2 separate regions of the Homo sapiens genome follow, and region 1 is linked to region 2. A link is an interaction called in ENCODE POLR2A ChIA-PET data of the cell type or tissue named here. Cell type or tissue: PC-9. All regions are shown on one strand. Links, peaks and the distances in the headings refer to the core of each region. The heading gives the core; the rest is flanking DNA.

The links. Peaks named below come from ENCODE experiments on the same cell type or tissue, not always from the same donor. Only the 100,000 strongest peaks of a DNase experiment are listed, where the experiment ranks them.
Region 1: POLR2A ChIA-PET joins it to region 2 with 9 read pairs; 2 of 35 experiments call an interaction of 5 or more read pairs at or near these places.

The regions. Positions count from the first base shown.
Region 1 is chr1:17,349,146-17,353,527 of GRCh38, forward strand. All of the region lies in intron 10 of PADI4 (peptidyl arginine deiminase 4), which reads left to right. Among named protein-coding and RNA genes, the nearest start is that of PADI6, 21 kb to the right of the region's middle. In PC-9, for the core only: no CTCF peak of the experiment used is centred there; no DNase peak of the experiment used is centred there; H3K27ac peaks cover 217 bases.
Region 2 is chr1:17,274,028-17,278,409 of GRCh38, forward strand. It overlaps PADI3 (peptidyl arginine deiminase 3), which reads left to right. Exons shown (of 16, transcript NM_016233.2): 11 at 608-759; 12 at 2,492-2,636; 13 at 2,747-2,849. MIR3972 (microRNA 3972) reads left to right here and starts at 3,862; the gene lies at 3,862-3,948. RefSeq lists an enhancer at 1-471. In PC-9, for the core only: CTCF peaks have their summits at 393 (motif pointing left), 2,963 and 3,163; a DNase peak (open chromatin) is centred at 2,654; H3K27ac peaks cover 301 bases.

The DNA of each region.
Region 1 (4,382 bases), core at 70-4,069, 75 kb after region 2:
TTCAGCAGCGTTGGGGCGAACCAGCCAGCTGCTACCGTGACTTTGCCCTCTTTCTGCTGCTTTCAGTCCTGCCTGGTTCAGTGGCTGTGTCTACTTTGATGCTCCAAGTATAACAAAGGCCAGATTTTCTGATGCCACAAGTCCTGCTGGACAGACAGACGGACACCTCGGCACCATTGTTGTCCCCTTTCCCACAGACAACTTTGGATGAAGGCAGGCAGCACTGGTCCCTCAGCTAAGCACATCTGTGTATTCCAACTCAAATCACTCAGAATGAGGCCAGGTGTGGTGGCTGACACCTGTAATCCCAGCAGTTTGGGAGGCCAAGGAGGATGGATCACCTGAGGTCAGAAGTTCGAGACCAGCCTGGCCAGCATGGCGAAATCCCGTCTCTACTAAAAATACAAAAATTAGCTGGGCATGGTGGTGTGTGCCTGTAATCCTATCTTCTCAAGAGTTTGAGGCAGGAGAATCCCTTGAACCCAGGAGGCAGAGGTTGCAGTGAGCCGAGATTGCACCACTGCACTCCAGCCTGGGTGACAGAGCAAGACTGTATCAAAAAAAAAAAAAAAGAAAGAAAAAGAAAAAACAACAACAAAAAACACCCAAATCACTCAGAATGAAGAGAATTGGAGAAAAAGTCACACTCAGCACCAGGCTTTGGCCCCACCTGCCTCTCCAGCACCATTGTAGGCCACTCTCGCTGTCCCTTACCCAGCCCCACCTCCACTGGCCTCCTTCCTGTTCTTCAAACTTGCCTAACGTTTCCCCACCTCACGGTCTTTGCATATGCCGTTCCCTCTGCTTGCAGTGCTGTTCCCTGTTCACGGGGCTGGCTGCTTCTCAGCCTTCAGGTTTCAGCTTCTATTTCCTACTCAGTGAGGCCTTCCCTGATGCTAAAAGAGGGATCCCTACTCCCACCCCAACTCCTAGCCTTCTCCACTACAGCCCCCTGTTGACTTCTTCAGTGTATTTTGTTAAAATCATGGACTCGTTCATCTACTTTTCGTTGCCTGCGCTGCTGGGCCTGAGGCTGTTATGCCTTACGCTGTCCATCGGGCAGCTGGCACAAAGCTTCACACACAGTGGTTGTTCTTCCTGTAAGCATCGTCAGTAAATTTTCTATCACCACCATCAATGGGAAACCAGCAGCACTTCCTGCAGATAGAAGGCAACTGTGAAGTTAAACAGAATGAAACAAGATCCTGCTACCAAAGCCAGCTCGTTACAAGTGACTGCAGCATCTCTGAGCTCGAGGTCAGCTCTCTGCTGGTTAAAATGAGGGATTAGCAGGTGTCAAGGATGTGTTTGCATCACTGAAACTTGAATTTTTGAGGAACCAGAAAAGACTGGAGGAAAATGAGAAGGGCAACAGCTTTCCAACGTTGTGCCTCAGGCCGCATCACCTGGCATCCATGAGCGTCCCCCACACAGCCCACTCTTGGGGGGCCACTTCTGCAGACTATGGATATGCCTTCATTTGCCTGCAGAAATCCAAGGCTGAAGGCTGTATAACTGACCCCCTCTCACAACAACAGCCAGGGCAGTGATGTGGCTGAATTTACATTCATTCATCAAACACTGTTTGAACACATACTCAGCGGGGCCTTGTTCTAGGCACTTGAGATATGACAGGGAGCAACGCCAAGGTCCCTGACCTCACGGAGGGGACGTTCTGGCCCAGAGAGACAGACAGCAGACAATGAATAGAACAAAGCAGTTATATGGTTCCTTAGAAGGGGATGTCAAGAGCTACAGGTGCCAGGTGTGGTGGCTCATACCTGTAATCCTAGCACTTTGGAAGGCCAAGGTGGGAGAATTGTTTGAACCCAGGAGTTTGAGACCAGACTGGGCAACATAATGAGACCTTGTCCCTACAAAAAAAAAAAAAAAATTGTTTCAATTAACTAGGCATGGTAACACATGCCTGTAGTCCCAACTACTAGAGAGGCTGAGGTGGGAGGATCGCTTGAGCCCAGGAGGTCAAGGCTGCAGCGAGTCATGATTGCACTTCTGCACTCCAGTCTGGGTGACAGATGAGACCTTGTCCCAGAGGAAAAAAAAAAAAAAAAAAAGAGCTACAGGGAAAGACAGAGTAGAGCGGAATGGAGGGGCTCATAGGTGCCAGCGTGGTAGGGAAGGTGGATTAGGTTACATTCTTAAAGCCGAGTCTGGTGGCTCATTCCAGTAATCCCAGCACTTCGGGAGGCCAAGGCTGGTGGATTACTTGAGCCCAGGAGTTCGAGACCAGCCTAGGCACCATAGTCAAACCCTGTCTCTACAAAAAAAAAAAAAATTAAAAATAAAAATAAAAATAAGCCAGGCATGGTGGTGCATGCCTATAGTTCCAGCTACTTAGGAGGCTGAGGTGGCAGGACCCTTGAACCCTGAAGGGTGAGGCTGCAGTGAGCCATGATCACACCACTGCATTCTGGCATGGGCAATAGGAGTAAGACCTGGTCTCAAAAAAAAAAAAAAAAAAAAAAAGATTGCGTTCTTAAATAGGATGGTCAGGGTGGGCTTCACGGAGAAGCTGACCTTGCAGCAGATGCTTGAGGGAGGTGAGCGAGTTGGCCATGTGAGTGGGTGTCTGGGTGAAGAGTGTTGTAGGCAGTGAAACAGCCAGTGCAAAGGCCCTGGGGCAGGAGCATGCCTTGAGTGTTCCAGAACAGCAAGAGGGCCTGGAGGGGTAGAGCAGAGCAACCAGGAGGAGAGGCAGTCAGAGAGGAGATAGGAGGTGGTAGAAAAGGCAGTCAGGGAGCTGATGGGAGGCAGTAGGAGAGGCGGTCAGGGAGGTGATGGGAGGTGGGAGGAGAGGCGGCCAGGGAGGTGATGGGAGGAGAGGCAGTCAGGGAGGTGATGGGAGGAGAGGCGGCCAGGGAGGTGATGGGAGGAGAGGCAGTCAGGGAGGTGATGGGAGGTGGGAAGAGAGGCAGTCAGGGAGGTGATGGGAGGTGGTAGGAGAGACTGTGGTCAGAGAGGTGATGGGAGGCAGTAGGAGAGGCAATCAGGGAGGTGATGAGAGGTGGTAGGAGAGGCGGTCAGGGAGGAGATGGGAGGTGGTAAGAGGGGTGGTCAGGGAAGAGATGGGAGGTGGTAGCAGAGGTGGTCAAGGAGGTGATGGGAGGAGATGGGGGGCAGTAGAAGAGGCTGTGGTCAGAGGTGATGGGGAAGGGACGGGATGACCGGATGGGGTTGGGCTTGTTGGCTACTGTTAAGGCTGCTTGTTTAGAAACTGAGAATCATCACAGGGTCTTAAACAGAGGAGGATTATGATCTGGTTTGTTAGAAAAGGGAACAAGCCCTGCTATGTGTTGTTGAGTAAAGAGAACAGAGGCAAGGGGCAAGGGAGTGGGCAGGTGAGGGATGCTGGGAGTGCAGGCAGGGTGTGGCCAGAGGAGGTGAGAAGCCATGAGATTCCGGCTATGTCTGGAAGGCAGAGCCAGCAGGGCATTCTGACCCCCGCTATGAGAGAGGCAAGCCAAAGCTGACAGCAAGGCTGTGACCTCTGTGGGTGGCAGGCACCATCCCCTGGGAGGGGAGGACTGTGGGAGGAGGAACAGATTGATGGAGAATGAGGGGGTGGGAAGAGGGGACCCAAAGTTCTGTTTAGGGCAAGTGGGAGACAATTGGTCAACATCCAAATGGGAAGTCAAGTGAGCGTGGATACACATGTGATGTTTGGGAGGGAAGGGATGCCCAGAGATGCGAACATGAGGGTTGTCGGCTCGGGAACGGAATTCCATGAGACTTGGCAGGACGACTGAAGGGGCAAGTGAGGTTGGAGGTGAACCAGGATCCCCCGGTGTCCTGAAAGCCAAGTGCAGAAAGTGTGCGGAGAACACAGGTGTGACCGCCTGATTCAGGGGCTTCTGAGGGGAAGGCGAGGCCCGCGCATTGCACTTGGGATATGGCCATGTGTTCATGGAGACCTGGACAAGGAAAGCTTTGATGGGCGGGAGAAGCGGGTTGGTCTGGGTTTTAGAGAGAAGTGGAGAGAGGAACTGGAAGTGTGATTGTTAAATCTGTGGAATCAGGCCAGGCGCAGTAGCTCACACCTATAATCCCAACACTCTAGGAGCCGAGGCAGGAAGATTGAGCCCAGGAGTTTGAGACCAGCCTGGGCAACATAGTGAGACCCCATCTCTACAGGAAAGAACAACTTTAAAAATTAGCCAGGTTGTGATAGCATGCACCTGTGGTCCCAGCTACTCGGGCGGCTGAGACGGGACCGTGATCCTTTGAGCCCAGGAGGTCAAAACTGCAGTGAAGAAGTAAATTTGAAGATCACAGACCTCCTTAAGACCCACTCATCTTCCCAGAAACTCACACCTGGGCACATAATTTGGCGTCTACTCTCAGGGAGTTCATGGCCCCCATGA
Region 2 (4,382 bases), core at 316-4,315:
GTGATGATTGCTAACGAGGACCTCTTGAGAAAACAAGAGTGACTTGCCTGGTGCCGTAAAGAACAAGAGACCCCTCCAACCCCCTCACTGATCACACAGATGCTAGGAGCTCTCTCTCCTGACCCTTGATGTTGTCGAAGTTGCTTCTGAGAGATAGCCCTGGGGAGGTCTCCCCTTCTCTAGAGTTCAAAGACAGAGGCCCAGAGGGCCATCAGCAGCCTCTTGGTTCCCACAATTGGCCACTTGAGCTGCTACTTGCCCTTGGGCTGAACTTGCAGGAAGGCTGTGTAGGTAAGGGGATGGAGTGGCCATGGCCTCAGGCTCCATGTCCGATGGGGAGTGCAGGAGCAACCGGAGCGCCCCCTGCTGTCTTGCCGTGATAAGGCAGCAGGGCCAGAGAGTCCGAGCACTTCCCGACTTTGCCTGCTATGCGTGCATGAAATATTGACTGGGTCAGATCCCCCACCCACCGCCAATGACTCTGTATTTCCACCTGAAGAATGGATGGCCTTTCCCACCCTGTCTTGAAGGAGCTCAAAGCCCAGCAAGTTGGTTCAGGCCCTTCCTGGTACCCTCCACCCCCGCCTGACTTGGTTTCCCTCTCCAGGGTCCAGATTTTGGTTACGTGACTCGGGAACCACGCGACAGGTCTGTGAGTGGCCTGGACTCCTTTGGGAACCTGGAGGTCAGCCCTCCAGTGGTGGCCAATGGGAAAGAGTACCCCCTGGGGAGGATCCTCATTGGGGGCAACCTGCCTGGGTGAGAGAGAGACAGGGAATGGAGTTCCTGGGGTGGAGGCTGAGGGTTGGGGGTGGTGATGATGGTGGAGCAGGGGCCATTGCACTCCTTGAAGAGAGCCAGAAGCAAGGAATGATGAAATTATACTCCCGGATGTGCTGGGGTTGGTGGGTGTTCACCAGACACAGTCCACACTTACCTCGGGGACTCTGAAACCAGAGAGAGCAGAGACCTAAGAGATCATTCAGTCCAACACTTTCATTTTACAAGTGGGCCCAGAGAGGGTAAGTGAGTCACATAGAAAGCAAAGTTATAACTAGACTCAAGTTTTCTGATTCTGAAAATAAATAGATGATACTAGTAACAGTCAATTAATAGTAACAGAAGAAGAGTGGGCATGGTGGTTCATGCCGTAATCCCAGCACTTTGGGAGGCCAAGGCAGGCGGATCATGAGATCAGGAGATCGAGACCATCCTGGCTAACATGGTGAAACTCCGTCTCTACTAAAAAAAAAAAAAAAATTAGCCAGGCGTGGTGGCAGGCGCCTGTAGTCCCAGCTACTCAGGAGGCTGAGGCAGGAGAATGGCATGAACCCAGGAGGTGGAGCTTGCAGTGAGCTGAGATCATGCCACTGCACTCCAGCCTGGGCGACAGAGCGAGACTCCGTCTCAAAAAAAAAAAAAAAAAAAAAAAGTAACAAAGAAAAAGTTTCCATTCCCAACAGTCCTGGGAGAAAATGCATTTAGGTCAAAGCTTGTTCATACTACCATGTAAATGACTAATATAAGATCTTTTCCTGAGAGCAAGAGAAGTGAGGTACAAGACATGCTAAGTGAAATGACAATAACATACAGAGAGAGTAACAAATGATGTGTTGTTCAGTAGTGACACAGGGGTGCTGATGGAAAAGGAATCCTATCATATTGGTTACTTGCTGTGGACTAGACCAAGACATTGAGCTAACCAAATGCAACAAAGCTGTTAGAACAGACTTGGGATCAAATAATGAATGAATCCAGAGTCAAGCTTTGGAAGGGACTACTGCCCTCAAATACATAATCCCATTGAAAGAGGAAGCTGGACCATGCCCTTAGATACATTTTCGTAAAAATTGAACATGGGGGTGAAATCTGTCTCTTGGAGAATAAGAACCTGGTGTGAGGGTGGTTCTGAAGATTTTCCTGGATGGTGGGACCTGGTAGGTCATTGCCCTGGTGTGACTGACCTGTCCTGAGTCTGCCTCATGCAGAACTCACCCTAAGTGGAATTTTAAAATATACGTATCTGGCTGGGTGCAGTGGCTCATCCCTGTAATCCCAGCACTTTGTGAGGCTGAGGCGGGCAGATCACTTGAGGTCAGGAGTTCGAGACCAGCCTGGCCAACATGGTGAAACCCCATCTCTAGTAAAAATACAGAAAAATTAGCCTGGCCTGGTGGTGCACGCCTGTAATCCCAGTTGCTTGGGAGGCTGAGGCAGGAGAATCCCTTGAACCTGGGAGGCGGAAGTTGCAATGAGGCGAGATCACGCCACTGCACTCCAGCCTGAGTGACAGAGTGAGATTCCATCTCAAAAATAAATAAATAAATAAAATGAAATATACATATTTATTACTTTCCTGTTTATAAAAGTAATGCATGTTTTTTTGTTTTTTAAAAATCAGATATTGCAGGAATGCTAAACTCTTGTCATTTTATTTCTGCATGGAGTCTTTTTAGTTAAGCAACTTTTTTTTTAACCTCGTGGGTCCCAGGTCAAGTGGCCGCAGGGTCACCCAGGTGGTGCGGGACTTCCTCCATGCCCAGAAGGTGCAGCCCCCCGTGGAGCTCTTTGTGGACTGGTTGGCCGTGGGCCATGTGGATGAGTTTCTGAGCTTTGTCCCTGCCCCCGATGGGAAGGTAAGAACTTCGTGCATGACGTGTCTTTCCCTGGCATCTGGGGCAAGAACTGAGCTCCAGGGCGCCATGCCAAGGCAGGAGGCTCAGCTGAATCTGTTCTCTGCACGCAGGGCTTCCGGATGCTCCTGGCCAGCCCTGGGGCCTGCTTCAAGCTCTTCCAGGAAAAGCAGAAGTGTGGCCACGGGAGGGCCCTCCTGTTCCAGGGGGTTGTTGGTGGGTAACAGTGCCGTGTCCCTCCTTGCGGCTTGCCTGCCCCTTACCCAAATTAAGACACATCATGGCTTGAGAGGGGGAGGGCAAGTTTTAAAGCAGGGGTGTGTCCCCAAATTCAGGGCTTCTCACTCCTGCCCCTGCACACCTTGCTTCACCAGACACCACTGCCCACAGCTGGGGCCGAGCTGAGGTGGGAAGCGGGGTGATAGAAGGTGGACATGGACTGAGCGGGGACATAGTGGCTTCCCAGGCAGGTGACCAGTGCAGTCACGGCGTGGAGCTTTAATGTTCTGCAGTCACTATCCTGAAATCTCCCTTTTTTTTTTTTCCTTTTTGAGACGGAGTTTCACTCTTGTTGCCCAGGCTGGAGTGCAATGGCGTGATCTCCACTCACCGCAACCTCCGCCTCCCAAGTTCAAGCGATTCTCCTGCCTCAGCCTCCTGAGTAGCTGGGATTACAGGCATGCGCCACCACGCCCGGCTAATTTTGTGTTTTTAGTAGAGACGGGGGTTTCTCCATGTTGGTCAGGCTGGTCTCGAACTCCTGACCTCAGGTGATCAGCCCGCCTCGGCCTCTCAAAGTGCTGGGATTACAGGCGTGAGCCACCACACCTGGCTGCCCTGAAATCTTAATTCTGTTTTGTGAGGTCTGATGGATCAGTGGAGCATCTACGGGGCTTGGAGCCTCTGCTCAGGCACAGTCCTGTCTCCCAGCCTCCCTGCCTCCCTGGCACAGATTCTCTGCTGCCTACTTCTGTGCTCCCTGGAGCCTCAGTGCAAGGCCTCCCCCATCTCTGTCACTGTCCTGAGATGCTGCAGCACTCTGCCCCCAGCAGGAGCCTGGGCATGGGGAGGGCTGGGGTTGGGCACATGTGCCACTCAGCATCTTCATGGCATCAGTCGTCCCTGCCCTGCAAGGGCATTTGGTGGGCAACTTGGGAGGGGTAAGTGTCTCACCCAGGCTTGCTCAGGTACCCAGCACATACCCAGAGGCCACAATACTCTGGAGGTCGCCCATTTGCCTTGGCTTGGGGTGGCAGTCCTGTGGGAATGAGAGATGCCAAACTGGACCTGCCAGCCCCGTTCCAGGGCACAGCATGTGGGTCTCATAGCAGAGGCATGCCCAAGCACAGCCCCCTGGGAGCTAGGCCTCCGCTGTGAGGCCCACAGGGTGGGCCCTGACACCAGCAAGGGACTGTCCAGCCCCATGCAAGTCCCCGGCAAAGCGCAATGTGAAATAGCAAATAAAAACCACCCTGACAAGTCAGGAGAGAGACTCGGGGACAAAGAAACAACTTTATACTGTAGCACTTTTAATGGTACTCTTTTGTCTGCTCTTTAAACAAGGAGCTGGCATTTTCTTTTCTTCTTTTTTGAGACAGGGTCTATCAGCCAGGCTGGAGTGCAGTGACATGATCTCAGCTCACTGCAGCCTCGACCTCCCAGACTTAAGCGAGTCTCCCACCGCAGCCTTGCGAGTAGCTAGGACCACAGGCATGCACCACCACGCCTGGCTAATTTTTTGTATTTTTT